Linked DNA regions of Homo sapiens: region 1 is linked to region 2. Evidence: read pairs that join two places in POLR2A ChIA-PET (ENCODE). Cell type or tissue: OCI-LY7. All regions are shown on one strand. Region 1 holds the start of RGS19 (regulator of G protein signaling 19). Region 2 overlaps ZGPAT (zinc finger CCCH-type and G-patch domain containing).

Region 1 (4,000 bases), 360 kb after region 2:
TACCTCAGCTTTCAGGTCAGAACCCACCAGACTCTCCACCTCTCCCCCACCTTCCCATGGGTAGCCCTGTTCCCAGGCACATGACCCTTCTGGCCTCCCGGGTGTTCAGGGATCTCCCAGCTCCTTGTGGCCCCTCAGCTTGCCCCACCCCATCTCCCCCAGGGGAGCAGAGGCAGAGGGGGAGGTGGCATACCTGCTTCTCAGCCTCATGCGGGGTGGGCATGGGTGGGCGGAGGAGGTTGCCCAGGCTCCGTGGTACCAGCTCTCAGACCCTCACCACAGCCTGGGGGTCTGGGGAGAGGGGCCAAGGTTCTGACTGAGAACCTGAAACCCCAGCCCCTGCCTACCCCTTAGGAGGGGTCCTGAGAGGGTGTCTCCCTAGCGGGGCCTGCTCCTGCCTCTGGACCCAGCTCTGCCTAGGGCTTCTACCCCGACCCCAAGCTTACAGCAGGGCTGGGAGGGGGTCCAGGATCATTGAGGAGGGAGCTGCAGCAGCTTCTGGCCCCTCCTCCCAGGCTGGGCCCCAGATGAGGCCCCCACTGGAGGTTCCGAGACACCCCCATCCGCTCACTCCCTGGGAAGCCGGAAGCCTGGGTTCCTCTTTCTTGGTTTCCGGCTCCCAGCCCCTCCCAAAGGGGCCCCGAGAGTCTGGGGCTACCAACTGGTGCGTGCGGGTGGTGGCCAGACTGGCTTCTAGGGTGTCTGGGGTGGGGAGTGGGCAGAGTGGCTTCCCACCAAGAGTCCAGGTCTGTCTGTGGGTCCCAGAGGTCTCAGCCAGGGGCAGCAGGCTAGACCTGCAGCAGTGAGGATTTAAGTGGGACTCAGGCTGGACTTGCTGAGGGTGTGGGAAGGGGGGCAGGGCCCCGGTGAGGAGGGACATGCCCCCCAAACATGGTTCTTTGGTCCTGCTACCTCCCACCCAAGACTTCCCTCCCTCCTTGCCCACTGCCTCTAGGCTGTGAAACTGCTGTGGAACCAAGGCCCTACCACAGGGTGCGCCAGCCAGGGAAGTGGGGGTGGCAGGGGTGGGGGGCACCCTGCTCCCCAGTCGAAGCCTCGGAGTCCCTGAGGGGGGTGTGGTGTGGTGCATGTCCCTCCCAGCATTTGGTTGCACCGTCTGCAGGGGAGGTGCACCAGGAGCGCCAAAGCTGTGAGTGGCCCTCATGCCACCTAAGATGCCACTTCGAATCCCAAGTCTCCTTGGGCGATGGTACAGGGGGGCCAATCAGTGCCCCGGAGGCAGTTGTGAACACCTGCGCCCACTTCTGCCCAGGGCAGGGAGGGGCCTCCGTGCACATCCGCCACCCTCCTCATGTGCCGCCACCCTCCCTGGCCAGGAAGCTCACAACTTGATTCTACTTTATTTTCTCAATCTTCATCCCCCCGCCACGCCTCCCCTAGCTCGTGGCCTTTGAATGCTTGTTTCTGGCTGGTTGGCTTCTCTTGGCCTCCTGGGACGGTGTGTGAATGGCCCTCAGAAGAGACAGTGCTGGAGTTCTGCACTCTTAGGGCCCCCAATACCCCCGAGGCCTGGGCATGCAGAGGCCACTGCCCTGGCCCAAGTCTGGGGCAGGTGCAGCATCCCCTGGGACCTTGGCCCCTCACCACCGGCCCAGTTTCCTCTGAGACTGGGGGTCCCACGGGCTCCTAGCAAGTAGATGAGGAGACCGAAAGTAGCCCTGCAGCTGGGCTTTCTTTCAGGGGTCAAGTTTCTAGGGAAAGGAAGGGGCGTGGCAACCTGAGGTTTGGTAGCTGTACCCAGACGGGGCTGTCTGTGGCTTCCCCAGGCAGCAGTTCTTCCTCCTCTCTGTCCCCACCCAGGGTCCTCCCCCACACTCTAGCACCCCTGAGACTGTCCCCCTGGGCTACCATCTCCACCCCAGCTCTGAACTGGAGGAGGGGACGTGTTTAGGGGTGCAGGGCCGGGGTGCTAGGGGCTGCATTTGCTGCAGAGCAGGGAGCCAGCCCCTTCTTTCCCAGTTGCAGGCCCTGGACCTGGTCACCTGTCCCTGGACCTGGCTTCCTGTACCCTTCTCAGGTCAACTGGGGCAACCCATGTCCCCAGGCTACCCTCCCCCCGTCTCTCCTGGGGGATACAGAGTCTCAACTAGGGTCCTCCTGCTTGTCAACCTGGCATTGGGGACCCCCTTCCCCAGCCTCCCAGGCTTTGGCCCCCAAGTCTGGGATGGGATAGGCTGGATAGGCGGCACGTCTGCTCTCTGGGGATAGAGGATCCCTTGGGAGTGGCTGCCGCTTTGCTCCACAGAAGGAAAAAGAACGTCCCAGAGCCTGCCCAGTCCAAAAAAAGAATAAGAAAATGTGACAATCCCAGAAAAAAATGTCATAACCTTTGGGAGGGGGGTTGAAGAGGGGCTCCATTCTCAGTCCTTAGCTCCTACCCAGGGCCTTTCCCATCTGCCACCCTCCACATCTGGCTGGTGGGCGAGCCCTGGCCTGGCCCCTCCAGGGAAGGCCAGCTCTCCCCACCTCTGAAATGGTGGTGGTGGCCCACCCACCACGCTCCTCTCTCTGCTGTTAGGGTCCAGTCTGGAGAAGCCTGTGTTCTCCTCCAGGTGCCTCTTTCTTCAGCCTCTGACGCCCCCACCCCTACCTCAAAGCTCCCTACTCACCAGCGACCCAAAGGCGGGGTGGGGGCAGGAGGGGCCAGGTTGGGTCTGGGCCCCACCCTGGCTGCCGAAGGGGCGTGCACTGCAGCAGCAGGGACTCAAGTCAGACGGCAGGAGGGACTCCTGCGGCGCTCTGGAGGGAGGCTAGCGCCAGGAGCCCCCGATCGGCTGGGGCCGGGGGCGCAGCGCCTCCCCTACAGCTCGAAGGGCTGAGTGGCTGCCAGATCCAGCGGGGTGGGGGCGGGGGCGGACAGGGTGTCCCGCCCCGGCCCCTCCTCACCGGGCTGAGAGGGGGAGGGAGACGCGGAAACCTGGGTTCTTCCGGCCCCCACCTTTGAGCAATCACTTCCCCAGGCTTTGAGCTCCAGAAAAAGGGGAACCCGGCTGCGGCGCCCCCTCCCCCACGCGCGGGGGGCGGGCTCCACTTCCACTGCGGCCCAGGGTCCACGTGGACCTGGCGGCGGGAGCCCTTGGGGTTCGAGTCCCGTGCGCCGGCTCCCGAAGCTCCCGCCCAGCACGGTCCCCGGGCCCGGGCCGGGAGGGGCAGGGCCGCTGTCCCCGGCGCTGCGCGCGCGCACTCACCAGCCGCGCTCCCGAGCCACTCGCGCCGCCGCCGGCCCGCGCGCTCCAAGGTCCGGCCCGACAGTCGGGGAGGGGGCGCGGGGGCGCAGTGCGCAGGCGCCTCGGCGGCACTTCCCCAAAGCCAGGGGCCGGGACTTCCTCGCGCCGGCGGTCGCCGGGCCCGCCCCGCCCGCCGCGCCCCGCCCCGCGCTCGGCCGGCTCCGCACCCCACCCGCCCCGCCCGCGCGTCGGCCCCCACAGTCGCCTGGGGGTGGCCCGGAGAGTCGAGGTGCTCATAGTGGAGCCCTGGCTCCCGGGCGGACGGAGCCGCACGGTAGTAGATGGGGGTGTGGCCGTGGCCCCCGACTCTGCTCGGCGGGGCCGTTCCTGCTTTGCCATCCGTGTGGGACTTCCACGACAGTGGAGGCACGAGAGCTGGGCCCCATATGCTGCTTGCCCAGCTTGGGAAAGAGGAGGCTGCTGCAAAGGACCGATCGGCGGGTACGCCAGCCCGGCCCACCCCTCGCCTCCGTGAGCCGCGTCTGTAAAACTGGGTTAAGAGCCGCCTGTCTGTGCTGTGGGGGGTTCCCAAGGAAGGGGGAGATTCCTGTGCTGCGGGGCTGGGGAGAACTGGGGGTGCGGGTTCTTGCATCCGGAGTCATGCCGAATGTCTCCTGTGGGGCCTGGCAGAGTCCCTGCTGACCCGTGTGTCCCAAGATGTCCTAAAGCTTAAGGCCACACTGTCCCCTTTGCCACGAACGCCCTGTCCCTTTGGCCGACTCTTCTCATCCTTTATGACTCGGTACAGACGT
Region 2 (4,000 bases):
TTGTTACTGTTTTAGACACAGGGTCTTGCTACATTTCTCTGACTGGTCTTGAACTCCTGGGCTCAAGCAGTCATCCCACCTTGGCCTCCCAAGGTGTTGAGATTACAGGTGTGAGCCACCGCACCCGGCCTGTTAATTTCTTTATTTCCGGTGAATGGGCCACACTTTCTTGTTTCTTTGCATGCCTTGTAATTTTTTGTTGAAACCTGCACAATTTGAAGATGATAATGTGGTTACTTTGAAAATCAGATCCTCCGCCCTCTGCAGGGTTCATTGTTGCTGTTTGTTGTGGATTGTCGTTTCTCGTTTGTTTAGTTACTTTCCTGACCTTTTTAAATAAAGATTATATTCTGTCAGGGGTGCTTGTTTCTGTTCTTTTAGGTTAGTGGTTAGCTTGTGCTTTGAAAGAGATTTCTTTAAATATCTAGTGGCAAAAAGGATAAAGAGGCCGGGCGCAGTGGCTCACGCCTGTAATGCTAGGACTTTGGGAAGTGGAGGCGGGTGGATCACTTGAGGTCAGGAGTTTAAGATCAGCCTGGCCAGTATGGTGAAACCCTGTCTCTACTAAAAATACAAAAATTAACCGGGCATGGTGGCACCTGCCTGTAGTCCCAGCTACTGGGAAGACTGAGGCAGGAGAATCGCTTCAACCCAGGGGGCGGAGGTTGCAGTGAGCTGAGATTGCGCCATTGCACTCCAGCCTGGGCAACAGAGCGAGACTCTGTCTCAAATAAAAAAAAAAAAAAAAAGGATAAAGAGTGTCTTCCATCCTTTCCAGGTTGCCTCTGTACTGGGGCAAGTCCTTCAGTGTCCGCCAGGCTGTTCACGGCTTTTCCTCAGCCTTTACTTCTTGCTCCCATGGAGCCTAAGGATGAACCAGAGGTGAAAGTTGAGGGCCTCCTCAGGTGTTTCTGAGCCCCTGTCTAGCCCCAGCTGTGTGCATGGCCTTCTGGATTTCCAAGCATGAACAGGAGCTTTCCAAAGCCCTTAGACCTTCATGTAGCTCTTTTCCCAGCCTCTTCCTTCCTAGGCTTTTCTGTCAGCTCTTTGCCCATCTGTTGTTGTCCCTCCCCCACAACTTCAGGTAGTATCTACCTGTAAATGCCTTCAGGCCAGGCGCGGTGGCTCATACCTGTTATCCCAGCACTTTGGGAGGCCGAGGCGGGTGAATTGCTTGAGGTCAGGAGTTCGAGACCAGCCTGGCCAACATGGTGAAGCCCCGTCTCTAGTAAAAATACAAAAATTAGCTGGGCGTGGTGGGTGCCTGTAATCTCAGCTACTCGGGAGGCTGAAGCAGGAGAATTGCTTGAGCCTGGGAGGCGGAGGTTGCAGTGAGCTGAGATCGTGCCATTGCACTCCAGCCTGGGCGACAGAGTGAGACTCCATCTCGGGGAAAAAAAAAAAAAAAAAATGCCATCAACAGCACGACCCTGGAGGCTGCCCCAGCCCTGAGAGAGTTCGAGGGGGTGAAACAAAGGCAAGCCCTTCAGGGAGACACTAGAAAGATCCAAATGCATAAGCAGGATTCCTTGAGAAAAGGTCTGTATCATCCCTTCTGACACCAGCAAGCCACATCAGAAATACAGGTTGCCTTCCCCATGGCTACATGTGAGCTGGTAGTAGTGGCTGAGCAGAAATAGCCCAGCTGTCCTCCTGAAATTTAGCAGGGTCTTACTTCATTGAGCAGTCATCTGGTTCGTAGACACCAGAGTTACAGAAAAGTTTATTGGGAGGTTTTGACAGTTTAATAGAAAAAAGTTTATTGTGACAGTTTTGACAGCTGAATAGAAAAAAGTTTATTGTGACAGTTTTGACAGCAGAATAGTTGCTTTGCTGGAGAGACGGATCTTTGGAGCTGCCAACTCCATCATTTTGGTGATATCCAGCTCTGTTGCTGAATTTTTAGCTATGCTGTTTTAAGTTATTTTCTTAGTGGTTGCTCTAGAGATGACAATGTACATCTTTAACTTACCACAATGTACTTCAGATTATTACTAACTTAACACTTAAAGTACAGCATTTTTTTTTTTATGGAGTTTCACTCTGTCACCCAGGCTGGAGTGCAATGGTGTGATCTCGGCTCACTGCAACCTCCGCCTCCCAGGTTCACGCCATTCTCCTGCCTCAGCCTCCTGAGTAGCTGGGACTACAGGCACCCCCACCACACCCGGCTAATTTTGTATTTTTAGTAGAGATGAGGTTTCACCATGTTGGTCAGGCTGGTCTCGAACTGCTGACCTCAGGTGATCCGCCCATCTTGGCCTCCCAAAGTGCTGGGATTACAGGTGTGAGCGACTGCACTGAGCCTAAGTATGGCAACGTGTCTATAACATAGATCTACTTCCGTTGTACTATGACATAGTTCCCCCTCCATTTTCCTATAGCACAGTCCCAACCTCCCTTTTCCTCTGACATAGTTCCATCCTCCCTCCTCCTATGACGTCCTCCCTTCTCCTCTGGCATAGCTCCATCCTCCCTTCTCCTATGACACAGCTCCATCCTCCCTTCTCCTCTGACATAGCTCCATCCTCCCTTCTCCTATGACACAGCTCCATCCTCCCTTCTCCTCTGACATAGCTCCATCCTCCCTTCTCCTGTGTCATAGCTCCATCCTCCCTTCTCCTCTGACACAGCTCCATCCTCCCTTCTCCTCTGGCATAGCTCCATCCTCCCTTCTCCTATGACACAGCTCCATCCTCCCTTCTCCTATGACACAGCTCCATCCTCCCTTCTCCTATGACACAGCTCCATCCTCCCTTCTCCTATGACACAGCTCCATCCTCCCTTCTCCTATGACACAGCTCCATCCTCCCTTCTCCTCTGGCATAGCTCCATCCTCCCTTCTCCTCTGACATAGCTCCATCCTCCCTTCTCCTCTGACATAGCTCCATCCTCCCTTCTCCTCTGACATAGCTCCATCCTCCCTTCTCCTCTGACATAGCTCCATCCTCCCTTCTCCTCTGACATAGCTCCATCCTCCCTTCTCCTCTGACATAGTTCCATCCTCCCTTGTCCTCTGACATAGCTCCATCCTCCCTTCTCCTCTGACATAGCTCCATCCCCTCTTCTCCTTCATGTATTATTGCCATATATACATTTATGTATGTTATAACTTCAGCTCTTCAGCGTTATAATTATTGCTTCAAAAGTATTTTGAAAGAAGTTGCCTGGAGGCAGTGGCTTATGCCTTTAACTCCAGCACTTTTGGGGGCTGAGGTGGGCAGATCGCCTGAGCCAGGGAGTTGGAGACCAGCCTGGGCAACATGACGAAACCCATCTCCACCAAAATTACAAAAAATTAGTCTGGCATGGTGGCACGCGCCTGTAGTCCCAGCTATTTGGGGGAGGATCCCAGCTAAGGTGGGAGGATCACTTGAGCCTGGGAAGTCAAGGCTGCAGTGAGCTGAGATTGTGCCACTGCACTCCAGCCTGGGTGCAGATCTTATCTCAGAAGTAAAGGGACTAGGAATGGTGGCTTTTATCTCTAATCCCAGCACTTTGGGAGGCTGAGGTGAGTGGATCACCGGAGGTCAGGAGTTTAAGACCAGCCTGGCCAACATGGTGAAACCCCGTCTCTACTAAAAATACAAAAAGTAGCCGGGTGTGGTGGTGGGTGTCTGTAATCCCAGCTACTCGGGAGGCTGAGGCAAGAGAATCGCTTGAACCTGGGAAGCGGAGGTTGCAGTGAGCAAGATCGCACCACTGCATTACAGCCTAGATGACAGAGCGAGACTCTGCCTAAAAAAAAAAAAAAAAAGAAAAGAAAAGAAATTAAGATCTGGACACTGTGGTTCATGCCTGTAATCCCAAAGCCTTGGGAGGCCAAGGCAGGAGGATCACTTGAGGCCAGGAGTTCAACACCAGCCTGGGCAACATAGCGAGACTCCATCTCTATTTAAAAAAGAAAGAAATTCAAAGAGAAAAAAAGTATACTTGTTTTTTTGTATCATCCATATTTTACCTTTCTTTTTTTTGCCCCTTTTTCTTTCCTGTGAATTTG

The links. Peaks named below come from ENCODE experiments on the same cell type or tissue, not always from the same donor. Only the 100,000 strongest peaks of a DNase experiment are listed, where the experiment ranks them.
Region 1: POLR2A ChIA-PET joins it to region 2 with 8 read pairs; 3 of 35 experiments call an interaction of 5 or more read pairs at or near these places.

Annotation. Positions count from the first base shown.
Region 1 is chr20:64,076,664-64,080,663 of GRCh38, forward strand. It overlaps RGS19 (regulator of G protein signaling 19), which reads right to left and starts at 2,855. Exons shown (of 6, transcript NM_005873.3): 1 at 2,631-2,855; 2 at 194-291. The coding sequence starts at 223. It overlaps OPRL1 (opioid related nociceptin receptor 1), which reads left to right and starts at 3,419. Exons shown (of 5, transcript NM_182647.4): 1 at 3,419-3,689. MIR6813 (microRNA 6813) reads right to left here and starts at 347; the gene lies at 292-347. RefSeq lists silencers at 2,757-3,436, 3,830-4,000. In OCI-LY7, CTCF peaks have their summits at 866, 1,068 and 2,773; DNase peaks (open chromatin) are centred at 1,508, 1,668, 2,998, 3,268 and 1 weaker place; H3K4me3 peaks cover 3,838 bases; H3K27ac peaks cover 3,772 bases.
Region 2 is chr20:63,720,624-63,724,623 of GRCh38, forward strand. The region is part of intron 2 of ZGPAT (zinc finger CCCH-type and G-patch domain containing); the gene reads left to right. Among named protein-coding and RNA genes, the nearest start is that of LIME1, 14 kb to the right of the region's middle. In OCI-LY7, no CTCF peak of the experiment used is centred here; no DNase peak of the experiment used is centred here.